Linked DNA regions of Homo sapiens: region 2 is linked to region 1. A link is a loop called in an ENCODE intact Hi-C map of the cell type or tissue named here. Cell type or tissue: endothelial cell of umbilical vein. All regions are shown on one strand. Each heading gives the region's core, and the rest is flanking DNA. Links, peaks and the distances in the headings are about the cores only. Region 1 overlaps IGF1R (insulin like growth factor 1 receptor). Region 2 overlaps IGF1R (insulin like growth factor 1 receptor).

Region 1 (15,202 bases), core at 3,225-11,224:
ATTGTCTATTGCAGAAAGCACGATCTGGCCTCTTCTACTGACTTTCCTTCCAGCTCTGAGATTCAGTTTTGAAGACAAGGTTGTTGGGGACCTCGGATAGATCTGTTGGCCGTGGCTTTCAGTAAACACTACTAGAGACTGAGGACATGTTCTAGACTTGGAATGGTATGAAGCAGTCGAACTTTTTAGGATGGGCCCTACCCTTAGGGACTGCCTACGAAACTAGATCTAGAAGAGGAGGCTGTGGACATTAGGAGGTGGCTGCAATTGGAAAGTTCCAGAGAGCTTACTGAGGGATAACGGATGTAGGACAGGAGGCTGGCAAAGCACCTCAGTGATAGGGCAGAAGGAAATAAAGTGGTTAGGGAAGGAGTTGAGAGCAGGAAATTCAGGTAGGATTGATGTTAAGTCTTAGATCTTTGAAGTGACTTTCTCTGGTCTGGCTTTTGCTGTTACCAAAGTGAATTATTCATAAGTGCATATGAGAAATGCTGATGTAACTCGATTATGTGGAATGAATTTAAATTCATTTAAGTCATTCTTTTCCACTAAAGTAAGCTTTCCCTCATCCAGAATCTGAGCAGCCCGATAGCCAAGCAGGAGTTTCCTTGTGCCATGGCCAGTGATTGATGTCTTCTTCTATGATGCTGCTGAAATGCTGGGGACTCTGAAGCGCAGCTGGAGTGATCAAAGCAAAATTAAAATACTTTCTCAGTGGTTTGGGAGTTGGGTGCGTTCTGCTGTATTTTTTGGTTTTCGGCATCTGGGTTTGGTGTGCATGCATGGTGAGCTCTAGCTGGAGCAGACGTTACCTACTGAGGCTACGCTCTTCGTGGTTTCTCCTTAACCATCACCCACTTGATCTTCCATGAAGCCCCCCAAATCTTCCTTACTGAGGACTCTTGCTTCCAGGTTGCTTTTGTGCTCATCCATTGCTGGGTTATTTGGTCAGTGATGATGGTTTCTCTGTACTTTTTATCAGTAGGTTCAGAGGACCTTGTTTACTCCTCATTCATCTCTCTCCCCAAACAGTTGAGAAACCACTTGTGGGTTAGGACTCATGCTTTGTTTATAATGTTTGATTCTCCAACCTCACAGCTAATGGGAAGCCCGTGGAGGAGATACTCTGTAAAAATCCATCTCCCATGTGGGCTTGACCCCACTTAGTGTCTGAGTGGTTTGGTCCTCATAGTTCTCTTGGGGGAGGAGGAAGGGAAGGAGGAGGAGGTGGCGATGGCAGTGGCAGCAGTGGTGGCATCTTGGACCAGAGTGAGAAATCTTGGACCAGAGACAAAAGAGGTCTTCTCTCAGGGTAGTGCACCATGAGAGGGAGCACCTGTTTACATTTTGTATCCTGGACACCAATCTTGCCTTGCTCTGGTGCTGGCCCTGAGAGGTGCAGGAATTTTATAAAGAGATTTACAAAACATTTTTGGATGACCAAATTGGTCCCTGGTTCTAGCTGGAATGAATAAACAAACTAAATAACAGTAGAGTGTGAGAGTAAGTGTGTGTGCTAGAGAATGTGTGCACATGTATGGCCTAGGTGAGTTCTTCACTTTGCTGACTTGTGAATTATTTGGGGTCCTATGGTCCTCCCCATCATTCTTATTCATGTCAGTCCACCATCATTAAGGAAGTGGAAGCGAACACATTGTGTACATATCACTCCCATAGAGAGGGAGACTGGGGAAGAGGTTTGAGTTATAAGTCGCACCTAGGTTAGGTCTGGATGTGTCTTTGCAGGTTTCCTTGCTAGTTCCTTGGCCAGAGTTTCCATCGTGTCCCTCAGCTGCACAATTAAGGTGCCCCCGTTTTGTGCAAGTCTCATGCTAGGCAGTATGAGATGACACAAACTAGGATTCTGTTGTGAGATAAGATAAAAACACTTGACATTTAAAAGAGAGAGACAACTTATGCGGTGTGACGAGACACTCTACGACTTTTGCCAGAAGAGAAATAGAGGCAACAAGTGCTAGGAGCTCAGAGGAGGGTAAGTTCCACATTTGGAACTTTGGATTAAAAGAATATTTGGGTCTGGTTGAAATCGAGGCCTTTCATGAGAAATGTCCACACTTGCTCAGTACTGTTTGCCGAACACTGTATACAAGGCCCTCGACTCGTGAATGAGTTGTAATGCAAAACTTTGCCAGGCATTTGGAATGTGGAGTATACTATTTTGTAAAGATGAGGTCTGAATGGTGGTTTAGGTCCCAGGCCAGTGTCCCTCTGCCCCCCACCTCCATATGTGCCCTCAAGCCGGTTTGGCTTAGACATTATTTATCTCTGACTACTGTGTACAGCTTAGTTCCATGGGGAGGAAAAGGCTTGATGAACCCTACCCTGGAAGGCTGGTGGCTCTGTTTTCTGATGGATGAGGTAGGAGTGGTGGAAAGCTGGTAGTTTCTACTTTGTGCCTGTTTAAAAAGCCCCCTCTGAGGCCTTAGCACTTAACAGATGTTCAGGATTGGGGGAATAAAGGAGCTGCCTTTGCAGAGGTCTGTGGGCATGCAGTGGGTGAGAGAGCAGGCACTGAGTGCCCCGAGTTTCCTGCCTGTGTGGGCAGGAGGATTCTCAGTGGAATCAGGAGCATCTCCGCCTGGTGCTGGAGGAGGTGTGGAGTTGAAGGTGGGATTCTTCCTCTTGAAGGACTTGAATGAGTTTCTGTGTGGCTGAACAGAAACTGGTTCAACACCCATGTCATGATTTTTGTGAAGCGAGGACTTGGGGTCCCAAGTCTAGGTTTTAGGTTCCCTGCTGTAACCCGTGGCCACCGAGAGAGAGTTTTATGATAAAATGTCAGCAAAGTACCTGACAACGTCTCACGCTAGAATGAGTTTCGTACATGTTTAGTTCCCTCTCTTTTTATTCCACGCTCCCCCACCCCAACTTTAAATCAGAAACGTGAGGGTGCTGATTGAAGCTTTTTATAACTTTTCTTATTGAGAATTGTTCTCTGGAGTTGTCTCCAAGAACAAAGGAATTCCAGACGTTCTTCTTCTCTCCTTGTCTCTTCTGTCCTCCAGTCAAAGAAAAACTCTGCATATGATCTTTGGCCTGGAGAAATATTAAATCTATGTTAAGTATGCAGACATGAATGGGCAAATGAAGGATTTGTGGCAAAGAAGATCTGCCGAAACAAATAAGTCATGTAAATGGGCAGAGGGAAATATTAAATTGATTGCATCTTTCAGCTCCTGGTACTTAATGCAAAGATAAAGTAGTGGGAAAAGGTTGTCATTTGAAATAATGGAAAGATGAGGGAGTTTTGAAGCTAGCTGGGATTTTTCTGCCTGTTAATAGAGTGACTTGGATTACAGACTATAAAGATAAAGAGTAGGGCCGTTGCATTTAGTATGGATCATGATGCTGATTGCTGTCTGAGCAACCTCTGTACTAAGGGAGGAGAAGCTAACATCCCCGGGCCTGGAAGATACTGGATACTAGCTCATTAAACTCTTGTGAGAAGCCTTCATTAGCATTATGGGAAGACTTGCTGTATCTATATTATGAAGGCATTTAGATTTTTTTTTAAATGCATGTTCTTAACATTTTTTGTTTATTAAGTGGGGCAGTAGATTAGGACTGAATGGATTTGATTCTCTCATCCTACATAGTGTGCCCAGAAGCCAGAAGGTTTCCCAGAATTTGTATTATGGCAGCGAGGGCAAATTTAATTAGCAGATAGGAAAAGCTTTGGAGCAGTTTAGGCCAATCCATTTAATTGTATCAGCAATTAATATTTTGAGAAAATGGAAATAATTAAATTTACATTTCTTCTAGGACTTTATTTTGTTATCCTTTAAGGTTATTGTAAATGAGGAGACTTTTGAACTCACAGACTAAAGCAAACTACACCAGATAATCATTAACTTTTTCTATTGTGTGCCACCCTTCCCAACCAGATTGTTCCATAGTATCACTTATGAACCAAGAACCTGTGAGCTTGCAAAACGCATTTTTAAGGAGTCTCAACTTTTCTGATTTGTGTTAAAGTTTAGGTGTGGGTCCCAGAAATGAGTTTCATGGAGGGGAGAGGTTGTCTCTCTGGGTGGGTAATACAGGGGCCACTGGGGGCTCACTGTGGCTTTCTGGCACAGACATTTATGAAGCAGGGGTGACTAAAGTGGGAGAGAGCAGCCAGTTCTCCAGCAGCCCCAGTGAGAGCTCTCATGGATCTGCCTATTGCACTGGGGTAGGAGCCATCACCGTCAGCTTTTCTCTGGCCCACAGTGCCATTTTCTGATTAAGCTGAGACCTCTGTAATAGACACGTTGTCATTTTTTCTTGTGTCTAAAAGTTTGCTTGACTGCAGTGGGTCTCCAGCTCAGAGCAGGTCTGGCTAGAGAAAACAGGAGGTGATGACTGGAGCACTTTGCCCTTATGGAACGTGCTCTGATGTAGAAAGCAAGAGGATTTTCCTTGCAGTCACTGAAGGTACCTTGTGTACACAGAAAGAAGACAGAGGGAGCCCCGGATGCCTCGGTATCCCTCAGAGCCGGATCCTTCAGACCTGTGCAGTACCTGTGGATTTGGTTAGTCGATGATGCGCTGCCATTAAAACAAAGGCATCGGCCCTGGAATAGAGAAGTTCAGTGAGAACCTCTGTACTCCATGGGCATTTTCTAGGAAATAATTTCACCTGCCCTGTGTAATTCTCTGGAAGAATCACAGTGAGTTGGAAGGAAACTTAAGACTTGGAAAAGGATTGAGAGGTTAGCCCAGACCACACCAGGGCTCTGAAGGCCCAGCTGGGGTTAGAACCTGGGACACCCTCCAGCCCACTGTCTCCTGTTCCCTGGCCATTTACTGCCCCACTCCCCTTTCTACTCTCAGGGGCCCTGGATCTAATGAGGGGATTCGTGCAGTTTGCTGCACTAATACATTGCAAGTGGTGCCAACCTAAAGGTATTCTGATGGTGGAATCAGAGCAGTAGCATCTTATTAGGTCAGAATCTGTATCTCCTCTTCCAAGATTTTTACATGATTTAGTGTTTTCTGAATTGGAAAAAAACAAAAACAAAAACACACAAAAAAACCATGTCTAAATCCTAGCATTTCATCCCATGTTGATGAAAGGGCATCTTTTTTTTCCCCTAATCTGTGGTTAGAACTCTCAGAAACTTTTAGAAGATCCCTCCTATGTTTTGGAGGTTTGCAGATTTGAACCCCAGTTCCTCCCACAGTGCTTCTCCAACTCCTGGAATGAGGTAAACCTCCAGGCAGCCTGTTGACCCAACCCATGCATGCCGGTCTTTGGGACTCCTAGATGTGGACCCTGGAGTGAATAGGGATCAGGTGGGAAATGAGTTCCTTTGATCAAGATCCTTGTACCAGTGAACTGACCCCACTCCCCGTCTGGATTCCTGTGGTGATTACCCTCTGTATTAGTCTGTTTTCATGCTGCTGATAAAGACGTACCCAAGACTGTGAAGAAAAAGAGGTTTTAATTGGACTTACAATTCCACATGGCTGGGGAGGCCTCAGAATCATGGCAGGAGGCAAAAGGTACTTCTTACATGGTGGCAGCAAGAGAAAATGTGGAAGAAGCAAAAGTGGAAACCCTGATAAACCCATCAGATCTCGTCAGACTTATTCACTATCATGAGAATAGCACGGGAAAGACCAGCCCTCATGATTCAATTACCTCACCTGGGTCCTTCCCATAACACATGAAAATTCTGGGAGACACAATTCAAGTTGAGATTTGGGCGGGGACACAGCCAAATCATATCACCCTCTTAGCAAGGACTGTGTTCGTGATCATGACTGGCATTCACTGAACAATGACTAGGTGCCAGGCACCTCGCCAGTATTCTTTAATCTTTGCACAGTCTGTAGGGTGGATATGGATATTACTGTTCCATTTTTTGTGGAAGAGGAAATGGAGGCAAGAGACCTGATTATAACTTGTGCAAGGTGCCATGCAGCTAAGCAGCCAGCCCAAATCCAGACCTGCTTTCCTATGATTTTCCTGCCCATTACTCTCCCATCGTAGCTCACCTAATACTTCCTAGTGGGCTGCTGCTGAACACACACCCAGGGATGACTTAGTGGCTTGTCTTGCTCTGAAGAAGGCTAGGCACCATGTTGGATGAGTTCTTGAAGATGTCTTGCTCTAGTCAAGAAACTTTTAAATCTTTGGAGTTTTTGTCCACATCTGCCTAGTTCTTAGTAAACATGATGTGGGTTCTATTAGCATGGCGCCCTCCCTCCCTTCCTACCACCTTTATATGAGCGGAGAACATCTATGACTCTTATGAGAAAGGAAAGATGAAAATCAGAGTGACATAGTATAGTTAAATTGCAGATGCTTAATTATAAAACAGCTTGTTTCTGAATTTTAATTCCTTGCTTTTCTCTGACTTTTTAAATTCCCCTCCTTAGGCAGAATTCATTTTTACATTGATGATTTTTTTTTTTTTTTTTTTTTTTTGAGATAGAGTCTTGCTCTTGTCACCCCGGCTGGAGTGCAATGGTGTGATCTTGGCTCACTGCAACTTCCGCCTCCCGGGTTCAGGCAATTCTCCTGCCTCAGCCTCCTGAGTAGCTGGGATTACAGGCATCTGTCACCATGCCCGGCTAATTTTTTGTATTTTTAGTAGAGATGGGGTTTCACCATGTTGGCCAGGCAGGTCTCGAACTCCTGACCTCAGGTGATCCACCCACCTTGGCCTCCCAAAGTGCTGGGATTCTAGGTGTGAGCCGCCACACCTGGCCTGATGAATTATTTTCATGTGTGGAACAAAACTTTGATGCTGATCAGTGATTAGGTACCTTTGTTTGGTTCATTTTTAACTAAGGAGATTTCTTTCTTTTTAAAACCATTCTTTAATCTTGTAAAAATATCATTTAATGGGTGGATGTTTTAGCTGTGATGAATGACAGGTTGTCGTAAAGGAAGAAAGGTATGTGGTTTCCAGTAAACTTTTAATTCTTTTGCAAAATAAAAATAACAGTCGTACAGAGAGTAAAATATATGAAGAGTCAGGAAGTGATTTATCAAAATCAGATCTTGGACTGCTGGTTTTACCATGAATTAGGCTCTTGGAAAGTGATTGGGCCAGTGTAGGTTTACATTTTTTTTTTCTTGTTTTATTTGTCAAAGCAAACTTGTGGTTGCCTGCCCGTAGTTTAATTCTGCCTCCTTTGGGCAAACAACCGACTTTTACTGGGAGTCTTTCTCAGGGAGATAAAGGTGCACCCTGAAACTCTGCTCTCTGATTCCTCAGCAAAGTCAGTCCTGAGTATGGGGCTTGGGTGTCTCTGCAAGGCCTTGCAAGTGAGATGGGCTGTCACCTGAGCTCAGGTGGGGCTGCTCCTGCCTTGGACAGCCTCCCCAGCTTCTCCTGCATTATACCCAGGGGCTGGAGGGCAGAGAGCAGGTCTTCTTCTGCTGGTCGGGGCAGTCACAGGCTTTCCTCTCGGCCTGCTTGTCCTCCGGGTGGGTCCAGCACCCGCTGGGATTCCTGTGGGCTTAGTCACTGTGTGGCGGCGGCAGAAGGACTGGGGAAACCGCCGGCCGGCCCTGGTGCGCTGTCACCCCGAAGGAATGCGGGCCAGGCCGGGGCTGCTGGGCCTGGAAAGTTCTCCAGTCCCTGTTGCAGATCTGGCCTGCCGACTCAAAGTAAATCTCTCTTCCCCTTTATTTCCCATCAAATAAAAAAGGAACACGAGGTAGCCACTGTACTCACTGAAGATGCATTGTTTTTTTTTTTTTTTTTTTTTTAAGCGAGCAGCAGCAAGATTTATTGTGAAGAGTGAAAGAACAAAGCTTCCACAGCATGGAAAGGGACCCAAGCGGGTTGCCCTGAAGATGCATTTTTTAACTTGCTTTTTAACTAAGTATTTTTGCTCTGAGCTTTCCTGGATCTGTAAACACACCCCCAGCTATTCAAGATGGGCTTCTTGGTGAAAAGTGATGTGTCCTAGGAGAAATCACGCCTGTTGTTGCCGCTGGCCATCACAGATCCCGGTGCCTGTCTGTGAAAGGCTGGCCGGGCTGGGTGGGGATGAGAATGGTCGGGTTGTCTAGACTCAGCCTGGACTGTCTTTGACTGGAGGGGCCTGAGCTCCTCCTCCACTGCTCAAGACCCCGGTTAAGGGGACAGCAGAGCAGGGATGAGAAGTGGCCCTCTTCACATCACCTCCCAGCAAGAGGGCCTGACTTAGTGCTCCCACCATTGCCAGCCCCAGTTTCAGGGTCCCACTCAGTTGTATTTGAATAGGTCTCATGACATGTGCTTTGCTTGAAGAGCGGCTATTAGCAGCAGACGTTCAAGAGGCTGAGCTCAAGCAGGTGAGCATGTTCTGAGCCATTGTGAACCCAGTGAGGTGCCTATGCTGATGCCCAGGGCCGCCTGGGCGGGGTCAGGCCCCCATCGCTTCTTCATCCTAGCTCTGGGAGTGCATTCTGCACTCTCCCGAGGCCAGCTGGTGGCCTTTGGTGATCACCCTCTCTGTAAGTTTTTAAGTGGCTTCCTTTCCTCTGGTGGAGAAGCCAGCACCTTTATCCTATGACAAGAAAGCTCTTTGTAGTAGGTGGTAGTAGAATCAGACAGATCTGGCTTAAAATCTTGGCTGTGCTACCTCTTGGCTCTGCACATTGGTGAAGAGAATTTACCTTCCTAAGGCCTCTCAGCTACACGACTGTGGACACTCAGCTTCCTTCTAAGGTCGTTGTGAGAGGTAAAGAAAAGGGGTTAGTCCAGGGCCAGACATGGCACAATGCCTCAATGAAATATTAGCTGATACTATCATAATTTTTAAATTCCCATAGGACTCACTGTTAAAGGATTACAAGGCTGACACAAAAAATACTGCATTTTGAATTTGTGTCTGATTTATACATTTCCAAAGAGTGGAATTCTCACTACAACAGCTGTTCTTTGAAAGGTTAGATCTTTGTTCTGAGATAAATTAAGTGGAAAAAGGTGTAGAGCATTATATGTACTCTGATTCTTCAGGGCTTAATTTAAAAAGAGCATGTTTGCTGGTGAATGCTGGTTCAATCATTAAGAAGTTTTTGAGAAGGAATCCCAGAAAGTAATAAGCACTTATTTTTCATGGAAAGGAACCGGAAGTGCTTGGTGACCTCCACAGGTAATCTTGTATTATTTTTGCACTGTTTGGAATTTTTTAACCATGTGCTTTTATTTCTTCTATTCTTTTCAAAGGTCAGTAGGTGTTATCTGGACAATAGGGTTCTGGTCTGTTTTCTGTTTTCTTCATTGTACTGTGCATTAAGAAAAACCCTAATGTGCTTTTTTTTTTTTTTAAGTGAACCTTTCCACATCTCATTGTCCTTCAGTGAGAGCAGGCTGTGTGTGTGGTCTTGGTGAACTGTCCCGTTCCCTGGAGACAGTATCTGGGGGCCTCCCTGCCCTTCCCAGTAAGAGCTGGGCCTTCACAGGAATAGAGGCCTAGGATTCGCCTTCATCCTCTTGAAGAGCCCTAACAGTAGGTCCTGGCTGGGGTCTGGCATAGAATGCCCTTGGCACGATGTGTGTGAGTGTGTCTTTCCTTAGTAAATGGCCTTGAAAATGCCATGTGCTTCTGGCAGGCCTGGATAAGGTTTGCCCTGCATAACCCTTGGAAAGCACAGTTCTCACTTGTAACACCCTGTCTGCAGGTCCATGATATTGTAATTAAAAAGTTATGGGATCACAAGGGCCTATTTAAAGGGCATCTGGTCTAAAGGCACAGTTAAAAGCAGAATTTGTGTCAGTGGCTCCCTTAATTTCTCAAATATGGTTCTGTTTCTAAATTCATCCCACTGGATGTCTGTGTTGAGTTTTCTGTTGATGAAAGAATGTTTAAAAATGAGGCAGATCCAAATTCTAATGTCTGAGTGTACCACTGCTTAATTACTTTGGGCAGGTCACCTCACCTCTCTTGGAAAGAAAGGTGATATACTACATCTGTGATTTTCAATTTTTTTTTTTTTAACTAGACCCACAGTAAAACATAGATATACACCATGATCCCAGGACAGAATAAGTATATAACTAAAATAAGTGTTTTGAAATCACTTCTTGTCTGACACAGCACTCACGCTTTCTATTCATGTAGTACCACGATACTTTCTTCTATTCTAATGCTGGTAAGAGATGCCTTAAACTGATTTTGAGAACTACCAATGGGTAGCAGCTAGCGGCTTAAAAAGGATGTTATTAAGGTCCTTTTCACCCTGATTTTGACTCTGTTGGCTCTCAGCTGAGTGCCCCATACTTAGTGCACATAGAGTTGGCCTCTGAGGTCAGCCTCCTGTTTTCCTGTGAAAATGAGGATGGAAGAGAGTCACTTGTTTCCCTCCTTCATGGCTACCCCCTGAGGACTGGGAAGAATTTAAGAATTTGAGTATATGTTCCCAATAGCATGATGTGTTTCATTGTTCATCTGTAAGCATTTTTAAATATTCGAGATCTGTATCTTGGGTAATTTTTATCAACTTTTTATTTGTAAAATAATTTCAAGTCAGTTATTAAAGTAACAAAAATAATGGCAAACTTGATACCTTCCCGTATTTTTTTTTCATATTTTTCCTTGAATGCTTACAGAAATATTAAAGAATATTATCACATCATTGTAGTCACCGATGAATTATTTTCTGGTGGCTTATGATTAGAAGAGCTTGACTCGGAGTGGAAACAGATAACATTTGAGTGCTCTTTCTGTTAATTCATCCTTGTCAATAACCCCATTAGCTAACTTCCAGCAAGGCTGTGTTAGGAATGTGGAATCAATTAGATGAATTTTGAAAATAACTTGGTCTGTTCTAAAAGGCCCTATGAGATCCAAACTGTTGTGGCCTGGTGCCTGGTAACTTTGATGGCCATTTTGAAATGTTACCGTAGTGATAATTCTTCTGGAATCTCAAGTCATTAAAAGTGATATGGCTAACTCTGGGCCCTGTGCTATAAAAATAGATGTCATGGGATGTGTGAATCCTTTCTTCAGTGTTATAGTTAATAGCAACTGAAGGAACGTTTTGGTCAAATCCCGAATACTTATTAGGGGCTCACTGCTTGGCTGCATTTTTCTCCTCTGCGTAAATCATCTATCCATGTAATTATTAACCCCTAAGAATGAATAGCATTTTTAAAAGGGTTCCATTTTCCCCTCATATGACTTTGGTTCATTCTCCTCCTTGTTTCTGTCTCTCAGTGAACTTTCCAAAAGATGGGTTATGATGAAAGGTGAATCGTCGTTGATAACTGCTCTTACTTATCTGTGTATCGAAACTGCAGGTAGTGCTCTTCAGCTCTGTGGCTGGATTTAGTGCCTCTTCTAGGGAGGGGTGGGTGTTGGCACAAAGCGTATCCCATTTCCCTGAATGTCGTGTGGACACGTGAGAGGACAGTGCACCCTTTGGGCTTGGTGCTGCCCCCTTCACGCTACTGAACCCCAGGGTCATAATTAAAAGCTGTGTTAGCTCTTCTCTGGTTAGAGGCATACAGGTTGGAGGCTTGTACATAGCCGTGAGCCGGTTGGTCTAGGCCAGGAAGCAAACCATTGGAAAATGTGGTTAGCAGTGACAGTTGACAGCATGTTTGCCTGCAGTAGTGGTGGTTGGTGCTGCGTGTTGACTGGAGTTGCTTGCATTGGGAGAGCCTGACTTGGCCAAGTGTGTAGCTTGAGACCAGTTGGATTCCTCTCAGAGAGACAGTCTTCACCCCCAAGCTCTGGGTGTTGGGCGTGCAGCATTCGTATTCAGCAAACATTTGCTGATTTCCGCCTCTGCAACTACTGAGCTCAGCTTTGGGGATCTGAAGATGAATAGACACAGCCACACTTCTGGGGAAATCTCCCTGTGGGGAGGCTGACATGGAAACCAACCAAATGGGAGTGTGGTGCATATCTTATTAGAGCTTTGTGCAAAGTGCCACAGGAAGCAGGAGAAGGGGTAGATTGGTGTGGAGGGGGCAGGGGAAGACTTGCCTAGGAGCAGGGCCTCGCAGGATGCAGAGGAGTTTGCCAAGTACCAGAGATTGTGGGGTAGGTGAATAAAGGCTGAGTATAAGGATAAGTCAATTCAGGCAGATGTCCTCTAAGAATGAAGGTGAGAATGCTGGCGGAAACCAGTTGTGGCCCTGTCTGCCTTCCCTAGGAGACTGGACCTGACTTTACAGGCAGTGACGGTGAAGCAGGGCAGTGCCACGAGCAGATCTGTGTTTCCTGAAGGGTCTCTGGCAGCTGTCTGGGGAAGGAGGGAAGCTGGCAGAGCCGTGGGTGGAGGCAGATGCCATTGCTATGGAGTGAGCATGGGGAAGGGGGTCGGAGGCCTTTTGGAGATAGATACAGCAAGACTTGGTGAAGGATGAAGTTGGGGCAGGTAGAGGAAAAGCAATGAGCTTACGGATGACTGGAGACTGACTGGAGAAGATGACCACCCTTGCCATTAACTAGGATAGGAAACAACAAAGGGTAGGAGTTTGACAGGGGAGAATGTTTGTGCTGTTGAGTTGTTGAGTTTAGGTGCTTGTGGCACGAGCAAGGGGAGTGAGCTGGTCTAGGAGGTTTTTGGAAACACTGACCTGGCTGCAGAGAGGGAGATCCTGGGACACCTGTTTTGGGAGTTATCCCAGTGGGGAAGGATCACTGGGAAGGGGGCCACCCCTTTGGGAGGGGTCAGTGGGACGACTCCCAAGGGAAGAGGTTGGTTATAGGGAGTTAAAAGAAAGGAGCACCCCTCACGCGAGCCCATTTTTCAAGGATACATGTTTGTCTTTTAGATTCTATAAGGAGTAGCTGCTACACAGAAAGATGTCTACGTGTGGGTGAACACCTGGCGTATCCCATGCAGGGAGGCTTCAGCAGACCTTGGTGGCGATGGAACCACCACAGTGATCCGAGGATTGGGTCTGAAGGCTCCTCCGAGTCTCCAATAAAAGGGGTTGTTTTGAAGGGCTCAGGTTCTTCCTGGGCTTTTTTGGGACAGTCTTGCTCTGTTGCCCAGGCTGGAGTGCAGTAGAGGCAATCATGGCTTATTGCAGCCTCAGCCTCCTGCCTCTGGGCTCAAGTGATCCTTCTGCCTCAGCCTCCTGCGTGGTTGGGACTATAGGTGCATACCCCCATGCCTGGCTAATTTTTAATAGAGATGGGGTCTTGGGCTCAAGTTATCCTCCCACCTCAGTCTCCCAAAGCGCTAGGATTACAGACATGAGCCACTGTACCTGGCTGAGAAGGTTTTTTTTTTTTCCCCCTTCCAAACCCCCATGTGGTCCAGACGAGGCCAGAGGATCTCAGGGGAATTCCCTCTCCGAGGAGCCTCCACTGCTATTGCATGGCCCCCAGCATAGTCATTTGAGTGAAGAGCCCTCCAAAATCATTAAGCTGATTTGTAGAATCAGTTTGCTGTCTGACTACCTGATGAAGATGAGAAGTGGTAGACCTCCCCCCACTGTAAGGTCTTAACAAGATCTAGGTGGAACATGGGACTGTTTGCAAGCTACTTCTGTTTCTGAAATCACATGCTTGGGATCCCAAATAATCTACTGAAAGCTGTCTTCGGGAGGCAAAGCCCAGGGATTTGTTTTGTTTGCCCCTAATCATCTCTTCCATCCCCTTTCTCAAAAGTCTTATATCTAGATAATTTAGTACATTTGATCTACTAACAGCCAGGGCCATAACAGGAGCTGATATTACATACCCCGGAAGTCCTTTGCAAACACACTGTAGTGGCGATTGATTAGTGTTCCGAGCCATAGGTAACATTAGCCTGCCTCGTAGGACCCTCAGATGCTGACCGTATCTGCTGCAATTCTTAGATGTAAAAGAGCGCGCATCGTATAAATCAAAACTAGATGATTATTTTCATTTGAAATTGTTGTTGCACTGTAATTTCTCAGGGTTTTGTATTTTCCAACAGTGGTGTCACTTAATGGGAAGATCGCTCAGGCTTTGTAACTGGGCATAATACCAGGTATTCTCGTTTAGGCATTCTGCTCAGTAGTATTAACCTGAAGCCATAGGACATGCCAATGTTTTTTTCCGTGTTTTTTAAAAAAATTAAAATGGTTGGCTACAAATGCATCCTTTTTTACTTCAGAGTAAGTCGGCCTTGGTTAAGTCTTAATATTTCTCATGCCTATTTTTTTTTCTTCAAATGAAAACATACGGAGAGAAAATAGCATGTTTATGCCTTTTGGTTGTACCCAGCACTGCCCAGAATGGCTTACAGAGTTTATACCCATGGAGGTTTCGTAAAGGTGACATTAACTTCGCAGTAAAGTCACTGACCCCGAACCTGTGTCACTTCAGGCTTAGCCAAATGCTAACAGAGCAGCTCAAAGCTTAAGCAGAGGTATGTGCTTGCTAAGTAAGTGTGTGTTTTGGACTAATTGGTGACTACCATTCTGAACATTAACTGCCCTTTGTGTTTTAATGTTGCCAGGAGGCCGATTGTGTAACCTTTGGAGGCTTCCCTGAGTTTGGAGAACTGAATTCATGTGGTGACTTCCTATTTATAATGTCTTTGGGGGAGCTATGAAATAACTTTTCTTCTAAGTGTGATTTTTGCTTTTTTAAAAGTTTTTATGTTGTTGTCAATTGGGTATTTCCCTTCTATGCCAAGACGAATTGTAGGTTCAGGTTTCTATGCAGCCTGTATGTAAACACTGGCCCTAAAGAAGGACTCTATCACTCTACTTTCAGTTTCTTGCATTAAAACAAGTATGGGTAGCGGTATCCTTCTTATTTCTGCTTCCTGGTCCTGTGTGAGACCCTGAAAGGTCCTAATGGCAGTGCTGATTAGATTGTGGCCAGGGTTCACCCACAAGTTCCGAAGCTGGGGAAGGTGGAAGTGCTGTTAACTGACTTGTCCCATGTCTGGGGTTTTGCAGCCTGGGGAGAGGTGACCACCCCTCGTTTCAGTCCAGGTAGGGTTTTATGTCCCTGTCAAAAATGTGTTGTGTGAAGTACCTTGACTTTCATTTCCCAGGGAAGAAAGCCCGTTTCAATTGGCTCAAGCGGAAAAGAGCACTGTGGGTCCACTTAATGGAAGAGTCTAAGAGTGGCTTCAGGAAGTCCACTGGGGGCTCCCCGTGACTCTGCCCACCTGCATATTGTCTTCATTCTAAGGATCCAGGTGGTAGCAAAAGGGTTGTTACAACTTTAACCCTGCATCCCCACCTTCAGGTTCAGTACCCAAGGGTGAGCAATCTGTTCCAGTGGCACAGACCTGTTTCAAGAGGTCTCTAGC
Region 2 (15,202 bases), core at 4,157-12,156, 74 kb after region 1:
AGGGCCTGGCCACTGTTAGATATTACTAATCTGTGAAGTTGCTCCAAATTCTCTTGCCCCGATCATAAAGTTCCATTGAGTTCAATTTTATGTGAAGGTTCTTTGTCAAAAGGAATAAATGTTTATTCAACAGATCCAGTTGTTGTCAGCATTGACAGATGTGAAAATTAGCAAATAGCAAGAAGTCTCCCCTTTAGAAAAGGAAAACAAGTACTTAAAAAAAATCTTGTGTTGTCAATAAACAAGTCCATTTTAAAAGCATCTTTGAAGGTGTGTAATGAAAATGGAGGCCTTAGGTTGTATCAGGGTTTATGAGGAGCCAGCTTATATGTAATCAGATGTTCCTGTTACTGTTATCACTGTAGTATAGGGCTTAGTTCTGCCCTTTAAGTCACAGACTCAAGTTACTCCTGATTTTACCAGCAGTCAGAATACATTTTTCTTTAAAAGGAAAAGAGACGATATCCCAGTGCTTCTCTATACTAAAACAGGAAGAGAAGCTTCCTTGTTGAAGTGACAGTTTAGATGTTGTTATTTTGACAGAAATATTAGTAAATATGTCACATTATCCCTTGCTAAATATTTATAGCATAGAACGTATACTCTGATGCATAATATTTTATGAAAGAAATATCTTTTGCCTCAAATCCCTTTCACTGTTTTGACATGAATCTATAATTTATACCCAGAGGTCTGCAGGAAAAAGACTTTATTAAGACCCTTTTATTTCAGCCAAGATAAAACTCCATCCTAAGAGGGAACACCCTGGAATCTTTGAGACCCTTAAAGGTGGGGTATTCTGAAATACCTGTGTTCGTTCCTTTGCTAGAATTTAGATAGCTTCACTTTTGCAAAAAGGCACAAAATGAGGGCAATTTTTGATGGAAAATTTTAGTTTTTGAGATGAAGCAGGGGGCACAGTGGCGAAGCGCCCTATCTTAGCACTTAGGTAGCAGCCGTAACAAGTGTCCTGGGTATTCCTCCCTAGAAAGGAAATGTTGGTCACAAATGGCAGTGTCCTCTGCATTCAGTTCAGCTATGTGACTGAAAGACACTGTTCTTCAGCAGCTGTGAGTTTACAAGATGTCGCACATTGAGTATTTTTCTCTAGCTTATTTAGAAACGCCAGTCTAGACTTCCGCAGTTTTGGATTCGTGGCCATAGTTTTGGCCTTTATTAGATGGCCCTCAAAGGTACTTTTCAGGTGGACATTGATTTCATGCCAGCTGTCAGAGATGATTTTCCCTAGAAATGGCTGGGTATATGGAGACATTCTGTATTAGAATGGAGGTATACACCCATCTCTTCTGTATTAGAGAGCAGGTGTTGCCCCCCGTGGTGCTCAGATTGCTTAGTGTGAGAAGGAAAAGACCAGTGATAAGAGGAGGAAAACTGCGCCTTCCATGTAGCTCAGTTAACAGCATCATGATTCTCCAGGATGGCCCCATTTCTGTTTTTATTTACAAAATGGACTTGAGAATTAATTAGTAAGCAAACTGTCTCCATTAGGTAAGTGGCATTCTGATTTGTCTGTGTAAAGTTCCATTTCCCAAGTAATGTGTTCCAAAGCATTTTTATGTACAACTACTGGAAACTGCTGTACAAATGTTTGCTGCTATTTGGTTGTAACAAAATCAGTAATGAGTTTCAAAATGGAATAATTTCAGAGCCCTTCATCTACAGTAGTTTGGGAAACACTTGAAATACCAAGTGATCTGAATTCACTACAAGCTCTCCAACTGGAAAATGTGCCTGGTGTCGTCTTCAAGCAAGAATCCCCCGCCCCTTAACCACTGCTGCTGTGGACTTGAGTCTTCAACCTTGTTTTGTAGACTTTAGCATTTGTATTGTGTCATCCTTGACACCTCCCCAACCCCAGCCTTCCCAGCTTTGATTGCTTACCTTAGCAATGCTCTCAGCTTGGACCAGAAGGCACGGATGTTTCCCTGACCTTAACCTCACTGTGTATCAGCTCAAGGAAGAAGCCAGATTTGCTGATGTTGTAAGCACTAAATTATGTTCATAACATTTAACCCTCACATCCATAAGCAAACTAAGTGGGAAAATATTGACTATTGTAGCAGTCATAGATTGTTTAGGAAGCAGCAAAAAGGCAAATTTTTCTTTAAAGTTCAAAATGGGGCGAAAGAGGGTAGGAAAGGAAAAGTTTATTAAGAAAATTGTATACTACATTAATTTGACTTTGCCGTCTAGACTTAAATTAAATTCATGTATTTTTTTGGTCTTAACACATTGACATGTATCAGTAAGTTAAAAACTTAAAAATACACAAATGATTAGATTAGCATTATTATGTGTTTCTTTCTTGTTTTTTGTTTTGTTTTGTTTTGTTTTGTTTTGAGATGGAGTCTCACTCTGTTGCCCAGGCTGGAGTGCAGTGGCATGATCTCGGCTCACTGCAAGCTCCGCCTCCTGGGTTCATGCCATTCTCCTGCCTCAGCCTCCCGAGCAGCTGGGACTGCAGGCACCCGCAACCACCCCTGGTTAATTTTTTTTGTATTTTTAGTAGAGACAGGGTTTCACTGTGTTAGCCAGGATGGTCTTGATCTCCTGACCTCGTGATCCACCTGTCTCGGCCTCCCAACGTGCTGGGATTACAGTCATGAGCCACTGCGCCTATTATGTGTTTCTTATAGAAAATCTCTCTAATTTTTTAATAAGCATGTTTTTACAAATGCTGTTTCCTGAGAACTGTCGCACCACATGCGACATGCCATGCATGCGACTGGAACATGCCAGATATTTGTGGGTGGTCCCTTCGTGTCACCTGTGCCTTCTTACCAAGTAATTTGAAACACCCGTGTAAACTACCTTTGGCAAATAGGATAGCTAAATCACCGCTAAGATTTATAATTTACTTTTTGGATATCTGAAACATCAACAATACAGCCATCCATGGCGTGTTCCTCTGGAGTGTGGTCCGTGCCGTCTCTGCCTGCTCCATCTGGCTGATCCCAGGCAGGCAGCTCAGCTCTCAGCAGACACAGATCCCCAGCACATATGAACGTGAAAGAGGCTTCTCCGTGGGAGCGAAGTGGCCAGCAGGTGTCACAGGCTGTGTGGGCCCAGCATCGTGTGGGCACTGTGCTGGGGGAATCCCATCACAGCATGTGCTGGCGTTAGTAGTAGACTGTGTGTGTCTCAGAGGGTCCAGAAAGTAATACAGTAAAGGCGCCTGGGGGTGTGTGGGGGTGGTTGGTTGGGGTTTGCTTGTTAGTTTGTTGTAAAAGCCCAGCTTTTCATTCTTGGAAAGATTTCAGCCAACTCGAGAGGGTTACCTGCCAGGAATGCTGCAGAAGCAAGAACTCAGTGGGTGAGCACTTCCATTTCTTCAACAAATGCTTCTGAGTCCCTGACCTGTGCCAGGTGCTCTTCTTGAGCTGAGAATCCTGCAGGGAGAAAAGAGATAAAGACCCCATAGTCCTGTGGTTTACCTTCTAATGAGCATACTTTTGTCGATCAAACAGGGTGACCTCTCTGGTGTCTCTGCACACTACCTGTATGGTCTTTGCGTAGCTGATGGGGTCTCCTGACTAGTGATTGGTGATTTTAATCTGGATTTTGCCACAGCACTTATTTTCTAACATATGACTTAATTTACTTAATAATTGTGTCTATTGAATGTATTCTTATACATACACACAGGCATGCACACACGGACACGAATATAAGCTTTACAAGGACAGAAACCTTATCTTTTATTTATTTCTTCCTTGTGTATCCTGAGCACTGAGAACAGCCTGGCACAAAGCAGGGCTCAGGAAATGTTTGCTGAATGCATGTTCACACTGGATGTGTTCGAAGGCTCTCACTCGCGACTCCTGTTGGCTTGTGGAGAGTGCATCTAGCTGTAAAAGCCATGGTGCTTGGATGTCTTGGGGTGCTGAGCCTGTTCCCCCCTCATTTGGGGGTGTGGTGCTATGCTGGCGTTTGGGTCCATGCCCCGCATTTCTGATGGCTGCCCCATCTGCCCTGTGTGGGGTGGCAGAGTTCTGTGTACACAGAGTTACATTTCGTTGTTCCTGGCTTCTCTATGGATGACAGCAGCACTGATAAATGCCACACCTGCTTTCTCAGCAGTCTTGCGGGGTGATTTTTCCTCTTAAGGAAGTCACCTGATGTCCATGCTGAGTAGGAAATGCATCCAAAGCTTTGGGAGCTCAGTGTTGGCCCCTGGGCTGCAGCCCGAGCCCCGTTTTAGAGCTGTGTCTCCCAGGCAGCTGTGATGACTGCTCGAAAGCCCACTCAGGGGGAAGGTAAACCTGATGCCCGGGTGTTTGGACAGTGAGCATGGCGAGTGGACCGTTACCTGTGCATAGAGTTGTTCATATGTGGTGACAGATGTTGGGCTGTTATTTAGTAACTTCAAATTGTTTTTCTTTGCGTCGGAGCCATGTCTAGGTTCTGAGTGCTTCTCCCAGGTCAGATGGAGAGCTCTTCATTTGGGGTTGGGGGAGCGGGGTGGTGTTTTCAGGTGCCCAAGGCATTCCATGCACATGCACCTGCAGGGTATGTGTCATCTGGGGTAAGACAGAGCCCTCCCGGTTCCTCTTCTGGATGTGTGCTTTTAGTTTTTAAAGAATGTCAGTATATACATTGCCATTTATTCAACAAATACGGACTGAGCATTCTGTTGTGCTGACGTAGCTACTTGGGGTTACAGAGACAAAGCCAACTCCATTCTCCAAATGGAAAACAAATGGAAACATTCTAGTGGTAGAAACAGACAACAAACAAGTAGACAGAAAATAATGTCAGACAGTGGTAAGTGCTATGAAAAAAATACAGACTCACTGATTGTGATGGAGACTTTTAAGTTGGATTCTCATAGAAGGCCTTTCTGAAGAGGGGACATTTGCCCTGCCACTGTGAATCAGCCATGAGAAGACGTGGAGAGGAACATGAGGTGGTAGGCCCCAGCGAGGGAAAGATCTCCATGATGGCATCGATTATTCGCTCCACAAATATTATTGAGCACCTGCTGTGTGCCAGGCACTGTTCCTGGTGTCAGGGTTATAGAAGTGGACAAAATGAGGCCTCTGCCTCTGTGGAGCTTTTATTAAAGTAGGGAAGGGGATGGGAGGGCTGGGTCACATGTTAGGTGTGGGGTACAGGGTACGTGGTGCCAGGCAGGTATCCGGGTACCTTTTTACGTAGGGTATTCAGAGAAGGTCTCTAGAGAGGTGACATTTGGACGAAGACCTAAAGGAAAGGGAAGGGAAAGGCGAGGAGCTTGGAGAGCTTGGTGCATCTTGGTGGGGGATGGGGTAAACTGAGTCAGTTATGTAGGGCCCTGGAGGCCACGGTGAGGACTTCGGCTTTGACTCTGAAAGGAGATGGCAGAGTTTGGAGCTGGTGTGTACGTTAACAGGACCATGCTGGCAGCTGCGTTAAGAGAGACTGTAAGGGCAAGGACAGAAGTAGAGAGACCAGTAGGAGTAGGCTGTTGCCCCAGTGTAGGGCAGAGAAGATGAACCTTAGACCAGGATGGTGGAGATGGTCAGTGGAGAGAAGTAGTCAGAGTCTGGAAGCACCAGCAAGACTGTCTGGTGCACACAGGATGCACGTGGGATGTCCAGTGAGGAGGATGAGATGAGGTTGGGTGGCTGGAGCCTGGTGAGTGACAGGCAGAGAGGGCTATTAGATCACATGGGCCCTGGAGCCATGGTGAAGAATTTGGATTTTGTTCTCTGTGTTGGAAAGTTAGCAGAGAGCTTATATGGGGGGTGAGATGGCATAGGGACAATGTTAATAACAGCAACGAATATTTATTGAGCACTTACTGTGTACCAGCTGTTGCAACAGCCTCTCAAGGGTTCGTTCTGCTATTAGAGCCATGTTATAAATGAAGAAACTGAGGCACAGAGAGGTTAGCTAACTTGTCCAAGATCACACAGTTAGGGACAAACTTGACAGAATTATGTGTGTCCTGGTATGTATTTCAGTTTTCTTTAGGGAAGGTACCACAACTTTGGGTAACTATGCCCCTACCCCAGGATTTAAGATGTTTTGATGGTTGAAGGGCGATGTTTAAGAGTGGGACCAGAGAATATTGAGGTATTAAAATCTCACTAAATCTGTATTCATTATATCTGTATTCATGGTATAATTCATGTGCCTCCCCCTTTCGTGAGCCCCTCAAACATGATCATGGATATGTTTTCTCCACCCGTAAAGTACGTTCATATTCATAGAAAACCCACAGAGAACTGCAGACCTGAAGGTTTCTTTGTAAGAGCTTTCATTGGATAGCTAGAAGGGCTGCAGTAAGTTTAAAAAAAAAAAAACCCAAACCACCCTGGATTCCAGGCTGCACAGCCTCTAGGAGGTGTGGGTAATCCCTTTATAAAGCTTGGCATAATTTCTGTTAAGACTTGCTTATTTTGCTCTCAGCTTGCTATCTTGATATGTTTGCCTTTGAGGAGGTTAGAGTTATTGTGATTTAATCACAGACCATGTATTTCGCAAGATTCATTTGGTATCTCCAGCTTGTTTTCTTGTTTCCTCGGCTGTCAGTCCACAGGCAGAGGTGGGAGGCGGCCGGCATGGGGGACCGAGTGTGGTAGAAAGGAGTGTTTACTTAGCGGAGGGGAGTGCTGAGGGCTGCTGTTACCTTCCCAGAATGGCTGATCCCCAGCAGTGATGAGCAGGCTGGGATCGTGGTGTTAAATTTGGTATTTTCTAGAAATATATAGCAGGCTTTCCCCTCCACCTGCCCCCCTTCAAGGTTTCGAAGCCTTGTGTTTTGCAAGAGTTGAGAGGGGAACAGTTAATAGCTTGGATTATCTTGTCTCTGGAGAGAATTTATGTATCAATTCACCGGAAGACTGCTCTGGTATTAGGGCAACAAGAATGGTTTTATTTCTCCCTTCCTTTCCTGCACTCTGTTCTTATGTAATTCTTGTATTAAAACCATTCCTGGTAAATTAGAACATGCTCTTGTATTTGGGCCCTGCTTTGAAGAAGGCTGCTGAGTCTAAAAAGTTTGGTAGCCTCTCGTTTCTCATGGTGATTTCTGAGATTTCTAGGGACTTGGTGTTTTACAGAGCTTGTTGAGTTGCACAAACCAGCCTCCTTGGCCCTTCTAGGTGATAAAAGATGCTGGGCTGGGAGGGCAGCTGTGGAAAAGGGTGTGGGCGAGGGAGACAGTGCTTCATCCTGCCTGGATGAAGCATGTTGGTTGTTGGTTTATTCATAAATTAGAAAAATATATTAAGAATTGAAGTTGTTCCTTATCTCATAAGATTTCTAGCAGGCTGCATAAAGTCTGTAGATGGTAATATCCATTTAAAAGTGGACAATGAAAAAATTACCTCTTTGGGAGTTGTGTTGCTATCTCTACCCCAATTTGGCAATCTTTAATTAACTTGGCAACCCCCGTTTTACCAACAAAGAACAACCTTTGATTAAAAAAAAATAAAATGTCAGGGAGTGAAAGATACGGAGTGTGACTCAGCAGATGGGAATTCCTTTAATAACACGCTGGGTGTTAGCGTTAGAACCGCCACTGAACAGCTCTGCAGGATGCCCTCCCAGCCCTCCCTCCACCTATTTGGATTAGACCAGGAGACTGCAGCAAACTTCTCAAGGGGAGGCGAACTTGGTGTTGGTATCTGAGCGATTGTCTGTTTCAATTGTTTCCCTCTGTCTTGGAAAACACCGGCACAAAACACAAATCCAGTCCCAGTTCCTGCAGCTGCTGGGGCGAAGCAGGCTTTTTATGAATGAGGCCCAGAAGGGGGAGGAGAGGGCTTGTGTTACAGCAGCAGTTGGGTAATACATTTCATTCACTTGCAGCCATCTAGCCCAGGCTTCATTTTAAAGGATATTGTTCATTTTTGGCAATTCAGATTAGACTTTTTTTCTTCCTTGTGCAACTGTTGGTAAGTTAGAACACGAAGCATGTGTGTGCATTCTTTTTGCTTGCTTTTTTGAGTGTTTGCTCCTTTAGTTGGGATAAATGGTAGGAGAGGTAGGAAGGCTTTGTCATCCCCGGGGACCTTGCTTACTTCTCCCTCCCAGCACCACTTAAGAGAAGAGGAGGTGGCCTCCCTCTCCCCAACCTCAGAGCCCTCAAAGCCCTTGATAGTGAGCCTGAGCACTTGTTAGGAGGTGACTTCTACCTGGGGTGTGCTGGGGTCCACATGTGCCAGTCTCTCTGCCCTGCTCCCCGTGAGCGGCTCTTTATTTGTGGCCCTTGAGGCCCCATTGTTGTGGCCACCAAAACCTGAATTGGAAGCTGTGTGACAATGCTGGTCCCCCTCCCTGCACTGCTTCCTGCTGGGGGCAGAACAAAGAGAGCGGGCATTGTCTCTGGCATAAATGAACCTCTATCAAAACAAACACCCAGAGAGAGGGGCAGCCTGGTTACAGCTGCCTGTGTGAGCCTCGACAGTGGGCCTCATTCCTCACAAAGGGAGCTTTGAGGCCCGGAAGAGGCCTTTCCTTGATGATCGAGCTGTGCACAGGGAGCAAACCCCAAGCCGACTGCTTGTCTGTGCCACCCTCAAACAATGATTTCCCCAAATTGGACAGCCTGGGTTTGTATCCTTGAGCACGGTTTTGGGAAGAGCATTCTGCATGAGGCATTGTAGCTATGTGTATGGAGTATAATTCTGTTTTCAGGTTGCTCTGCCACAGAGGTTAAGAACTCCCTCTTCCAAGGTAGACATTGAGAACAGAGACGACCACACTGGGTTTTCACTGCAGCTTTTAAACAGGATGACTCCCAGCCCCCATCCCCGTGGCTAGCAGCAAGCAGGGACTCTGAAACACTGCAAGCCAATGGACTGAGCATCTTACTTTTGCTGTCCGTGTTTTGGTGTTTTGTAAACCCATCTGGTAATGACCCTGATGCCCCATGTCCCAGCAAGGGCATAGGTACCTGCCATTGTGCACCAAAGTCCCTTTCCTCATGGCCCTGGCTGTTCTCCTGCATGGGGTCATGTGTGTCCCGTTACCAAGTTGTGGCCCCTTTTCAACCTTGAGTGCCACATCTGGGCTGTTGTAGGCATGGGTAGTACAAGCTGGGTTTGTTACTCTAAAAATGAAAGGGAGGATCAGTTGTTAATACCTTCCTGTAGGTGCGAGAGGGAATGAGTTGAGGATTCGATCACTGTTTATAGCCAGTCTCGGATCCTGATTGTGAAGTCATTCTTTCTGGATAATAACTACTATATCCAGCATCTTGAGAGTATAAAATAAAGGCACATGTTGTACGTCATCTCTGAGATGTAGCGATGGCTTGGACTTTGGAGGCTGATGAGAGAAAACTCATGGTGGTGAGCTGGAGCAGGGTGTGGCTGGCGGATTCTGAAGGTGCTAGCCCTAGTTTTACAGCTGACCAGGGAAGGTCATTGAACCCTACAGTCTTGGCCCTGAGAGAACCTTGGAGGACTTAAGGATGGAGAAAGGTGACAAAAGAGATGCAAGCCAACAGCAATTTTGTGGAACAAAGTGTGTACAGGATTTGAACTTAACTCTGCGAAAGACAGGGGTTGCTTGTATGCACGAATTCACATCTGAAGAATGCATCTGATTGTGGCTGCAATTTCTGTGGACGTGCAAACATCTACCTGTGCATTTTATTTGTCTAGCATCATTGAAAGAGTTTTTTGCTTGAGTTGATTTCCCAGGTAATTGAAGCTTACTTCTCAAAGCACAAGATATTTTTTCTCATATATTAGCGGTCTTAAGTGAGTGAGACCCCTAAGAATTCTTAATTCCTTTATCTTACTTTTCCTACAGGAAACTTATTATGTTTTCCTAGATAGGAATTGTGCTACCAAAAATGAAAAGTAAACGTAATATGTAATGTTCTACTGGTAATTGTTTCCATTTTAGGTTGACACCGAACTAATGATATTTAAATTGTAGCTGACTTGAAACACAGTGAAAAAATGGTTTCCTGCTGTTTTTTTAAAGCTGGATTCAGTAACATGAAGGTAATTAAAAATGTACAGATCTCAGTAATAGACAGTCATATGTTGCTTAATGACAGGGATATGTTCTGAGAAATGCATTGTTAGGTAATTGGATTTTATCATTATGCCAGCATCATACAGCGTACTTTCACAAACTTAGTTGATACAGCCTACTACACACCTAGGGTCCATGGTATAGCCTGTTGCTCGTAGGCTGCAAACCCGTGGAGCATGTTGCTGTTCTGAACGCTGTAGGCAATGGTAACACAGTGGTAAGTATTTCTGAATCTAAGCATAGATAAGGTGCAGTAAAAAATATAGTGTAAAAGATAAAAAAATGGTACACCTGTATAGGGCACTTACTAGGAGTCAGGCTTGCAGGACCAGAAGTTGCTCTGGGTGAGTCAGTGAGTCAGTGGTGAGTAATTGTGAAGGCCTGGATAAATACTGTACACTTAGGCTACACTTAGTGAATATTACATTTTATTTATTTATTTATTTATTTATGAGATAGGGTCTTGCTCTGTCCCCCAGGCTGGAGTGCAGTGGTGCAATCACAGCTCACTGCAGCCTCGACCGCCAAGGCTCAAGCGATCCTCTTACCTCAGCCTCCTGAGTAGCCGGGACTAGACGCACACACCACCATGGCTGACTAATTTTTGTGTTTGTAGTAGGGATGAGGTTTCACCATGTTGCCCAGGCTGATCTCAAACTCCTGACCTTAAGTGATCCACCCGCCTCGGCCTCCCAAAGCACTGGGATTACAGGCATGAGCCACGGCGCCTGGCCACAGTTAACTTTTTTAATAAGTAGAAGGTGTACACTCTTAAATAACTATAAAAAGTATAGTAAATACATAAACCAATAACATAGTCACTTATTATCATTATCACATATTATGTACTGTGCACTGTTGTACGTGCTGTACTTTTATACAGCTGGCAGCACGGGTTTGTTTGCACCAGCATCCCCACAAACATATGAGGAACATGTACATCTTACCACGGTTGCAATGTCACTAGGCAATAGGAATTTTCTAGCTATATTCTATCCTTACAGGACCACTATCGTATATGCACTTCATCTTTGAAACGCTGTTAGCTGCCTCATGACTGTATTTCTATTCCTCAGTCATGGGCTCACCATGCAGTACACATGTGTGGTCACTGGAGGGAATGGAAGAACACTGAGGAAATGCATAGCCTGTTTCATATATTTATTACACTATTATTTATTTAGAGGAATGTTAAGAAATCTTGCTTTTATGTAGTTTTAGAATGCCATGAAATATCTAGTTGGGGCATTATCTGCCATTTTGCAAGGTAATCTTCCACTTCTGAATAACGTTACAAGTAACCCGCGTTTGGAGGACTGATTTGGGACTAAGGCAAGGAATTTAGGAGGCACAAGTAGAGGGGAAGAAATAAACACATGACTTTTGTTTTTGTTTTTGTTTTTGTTTTTTGAAAGAAGGACAGTGGTTTGCTTGTTGATTCTGCTTTGAGAGGATGGGGATGCACTCCAGAGAAAGTGAAACGGGGCTATGGGAGGAAGAGAGCAGCGCACACACAGCACCTGCATTTGATTGTGAATGCGATTGTGACTCCTTAGGCAGGAAGGAGAGTGCTAAGACCGTCATCATGGACACTCAGAAAATACCTGCTAATCCGTTTACTGGAAGATACAGGGAGCTGCAGATAATTATTGTTTTTTAAGATGGAGTTTCGCTGGAGTGCAATTGTGCAATCTCGGCTCACTGCAACCTCCACATCCCCAGTTCAAGCAATTCTGCCTCAGCCTCCCGAGTAGCTGGAACTGCAGGCGTGCACCACCACGCCTGGCTAATTTTTTGAATTTTTAGTAGAGACAGGGTTTCACCATGTTGGCCAGGCTGGTCTTGAACTCCTGACCTCAGGTGATCCTCCTGCCTTGGCCTCCCAAAGTGCTGGGATTACAGGCATGAGCCGCCACTCCCGGCCGCTGCAGAGAATTTTTAAAATAAATGATAGATTCTCACAGATAAGAAGTACAGGATAATTATTTGCCAAAGTTTGAAACTGCCATTATATTCAAAGGCATTCTCTTTTGGGAGTGGTTTTATATTTAAGGTTTGAATTTAGATGACCTCAATCTTGAGGTGTTATCGGAGCATTACAGGGGAGTCTTATATACATGCAGGTGCGATTTAATTTGAAGATACTTCCATTTAAACTTTATGCTGCCAGAGTTGGCCAGCTAAGCAAAAAGAATTCTGATAGGTCTTATTCTCCTCCCCATCCCACACGCTGATTTTTTTTTTCTTTGTGTTTGGCCGAAACATTTTACATTTCTCATTTTTCACAGAGCTACTGTTTCTCTAGGATTGTTTTCCCTGAAGTGTGTACCCTGTGTTTGGGCAGAGCAGCAAGACCAGACTTCCAAATGGCATGCTGCGTTTTAATGTGCTTTCATAATTGTCTGTTCCAAAAGGGTGCCTGTGTGTGTATGGTGTGTGTGTGTGTGTGTGATTCAGAGCACCTGAGAGCACACTGCCCGTTGTCCCCTCCAGCCCTTCTGAAATGCAGGCCACCCTTTCTGTTTCAGTTGCCCCTTGGGTGGCAGTCTGTGATAACTCAAGGTCAGGAGGAAGTATTTGTTTTGGTTGTCTTGTTTAACTAATTAAATCTTTAATCTTGGTCCTTAAAAGAAACTAAAATAAAATCGTAAAGTAGTTCTGATAAGTCCTTGCCATAAATTATTGCTTTTGTAAACGCACATAAAGGACTCTGAACTGTTGCTACTCATAACATTTCTGACGCCAAATGTGTGGGGTTTTGCCATACCAACAACCAGTTGTCTAACTCTCCAGACACCAACTGGGGGCCTTACAATTCAGTGCAGTTCTGACACTCACCACCTGGAGTTAGCACAGACTCCACAGGGATGAGGGTTCAGTCCCACGAGTCTGCCCTTGCTGCAGATGCGAGTAGCAGGTATGGGGTGCCCACACTTCTGTCTGACTTGCCTGAAAGGTTGAGAGTTTGTTGCCAGGCCCCTTGCTTTCAGGTCTGATAACTTGCTAGGTTATTAAACCTGAAACTTGATAACTTCTGTAGATGTTGAAATTAGAACGGCCTCACTCACCTGGGCTCACAAAATTCCAGAAAGTAGTTGACGTCCTATTACTGGTTTACCGTGAAGGCTCTATGTCCAGAGTGGACAGGACAAGTGGAAGAGTGGCACAGGGCGAGGTGTGGGGGGTGGCGTGGAGCTCCTTTTCAGGAGTCTCTAAGAAGGTGGGACTCCAGCGGCAATGCCTTGTCCATGTGCTAAGCCAGCCGAGGGCGCACGAAGTGCTGTGTGGTGTCCAAGCTGACTTGGGAGGGACAAGTTTGGGGCCAGCCCCCCAGCCTCCCTTGTCATGTCCCACCTCTGCTGGCATCTGTGGGCTTAAAGTGCCTTCACTCCCATCCTTTTCAACTATTTCTTGATTAAAAAAAAAAAACAAAAAACTGTTGAATAGTAGGAGACTCTCTCTCTCATTGGTATTTGTGGGAATAAATATTAAATAAACACTTTCTAATAGGTGTTACCAGGACGCCTAAGGAAATTATCTCACAGAGTTTTCAACACTGTGAAAAGAGAAGCTGACTGCCAGGGAGAGATCCCTTTTTCCTAGTCCTTGTGAACATGTGCTGGACAGCCAGGAGTGGCACTGTGGCAAGAAACACCCGTTCTCTGGCATTAGTAAGAGGGATATAGCCAAGGGTATCTGTATACCAGTGTTAGGCCCATACATCCATAAAACATTGATGTGAGAGCTTTAGGGCACAGCTGACCCTAAGCCTAACGTGATCATTAATGTCATGAAAATTGGAGAATTGGTCAGGCGCGGTGGCTCACACCTGTAATCCCAGCACGTTGGGAGGCCGAGGTGGATAGATCACTTGAGGTCAGGAGTTCAAGACCAACCTGGGCAACATGGTGAAACCCCGTCTCAAAAGAAAAAAAAGAAAAGAAAATTGGAGAATTTATAACGTCTGATGTGACCTGTTCTTTAGGTGTTGAAATTAGAACGGCCTCACTCACCTGGGACATTCTTCAGCTCACGCCCTGTACCTGGCTTACAGTTGCTCAGTGAAATGCTTTCTTGATTGTAGCATGGTGGGATTTTTATAAATCCAAATGACTTAGAGGTAGGTGTCACATTTTTAGCAGCTAAAATCATACTAATCGTAAAGCTCAGATTCCTGTAAGTAGGGCGCTGAGCACAGGCTGCATCCTGGATATATGAATAGATGAACCAGATCGTGTACATGTGGGACACGTTCTTTGTCCTTTGGGACTTTCTTTTGCTTGGATGTTGGTAGTAACCATGTAAGTTCGGGCAGCTTTCTAGAAACTTTCCTTGTTGTGCAACATTATGCAATAAATGCACTGCTTTGTGATATCTGAGACGTTTTGGTTTTCTTCAGCTTGTTTGAGTTAAATTTAGACTCCTGGCATAGTTTTAGGTTTGAATGCATTCTCTGAGATAGGATAAGGACCAAAACATCCACTCAGCAGCCAGATGGGATTTTATCCTTGTGCTGCCATTTTTGAGACTCATGCCTCTGTTTCACTCTCTGTAAGATGGCATTAATAGTGAGGGATTGTTGTGCTGTGAGGTTTAAATGAGCTAATCCCTGTGAGGAGTTTACAGCAGGGCCTGGGCCATAGTGAAACACTGTGTATGTGGAAGCCACTTCACTTTTGTCATAGCTTTGTTGTCATTAGTGTATACCCTGTCTCCTTGCCGTTTATGGGTCCTTCTTTCAAGCAGTCGGATTTTCTGTCTGACATAGTATAAGTTTAGAGGAAACAATAGCAGCTGTAAGATAATAGTAATTTTCCTTCTGAAATCATTTTGGTGAATTTAGTCAGAATATCTGATCCATAAACTCTCATTATAAAACATTGCCTTATGATTGGAGTTTTTTCTGAGAACAGTTCCAATGAACATGATTTTTTGGTGGTGAGGTACTATTTCTGTGCAGTAATGAAGTTGTGAGGACACACAGATACCACATCCATGTTGTTTGGGAATTGTTTGGGAAAGGTACGTGGGATAGCCTGGCATGGGGAAGAATGATGTTAGGGTATTCTCCTTGAGGAGCTCAGAATAACCAAAGGTAAAGCATTTGGTGGTATAAGATATATTCATCTTAAAAATAAGTTGAAAATAATAAGATACTGGGAGATGTTAGCCACCGAAGTAAATAACTACAGTGAAATAGCTC

Evidence for each region. A loop is a pair of places that touch in the nucleus more often than their neighbours do. Peaks named below come from ENCODE experiments on the same cell type or tissue, not always from the same donor. Only the 100,000 strongest peaks of a DNase experiment are listed, where the experiment ranks them.
Region 2: it touches region 1 in a loop (3-fold over the local background); 2 of 110 quality-filtered maps call a loop at or near these places.

The regions. Positions count from the first base shown.
Region 1 is chr15:98,720,301-98,735,502 of GRCh38, forward strand. The region is part of intron 2 of IGF1R (insulin like growth factor 1 receptor); the gene reads left to right. Among named protein-coding and RNA genes, the nearest start is that of MIR4714, 57 kb to the right of the region's middle. RefSeq lists an enhancer at 14,089-14,619. In endothelial cell of umbilical vein, for the core only: no CTCF peak of the experiment used is centred there; DNase peaks (open chromatin) are centred at 7,521 and 9,501; H3K27ac peaks cover 3,646 bases.
Region 2 is chr15:98,793,073-98,808,274 of GRCh38, forward strand. The region is part of intron 2 of IGF1R (insulin like growth factor 1 receptor); the gene reads left to right. Among named protein-coding and RNA genes, the nearest start is that of MIR4714, 16 kb to the left of the region's middle. RefSeq lists a silencer at 1,688-1,982 and enhancers at 3,880-4,671, 6,373-7,068. In endothelial cell of umbilical vein, for the core only: no CTCF peak of the experiment used is centred there; DNase peaks (open chromatin) are centred at 7,619 and 8,359; H3K27ac peaks cover 2,538 bases.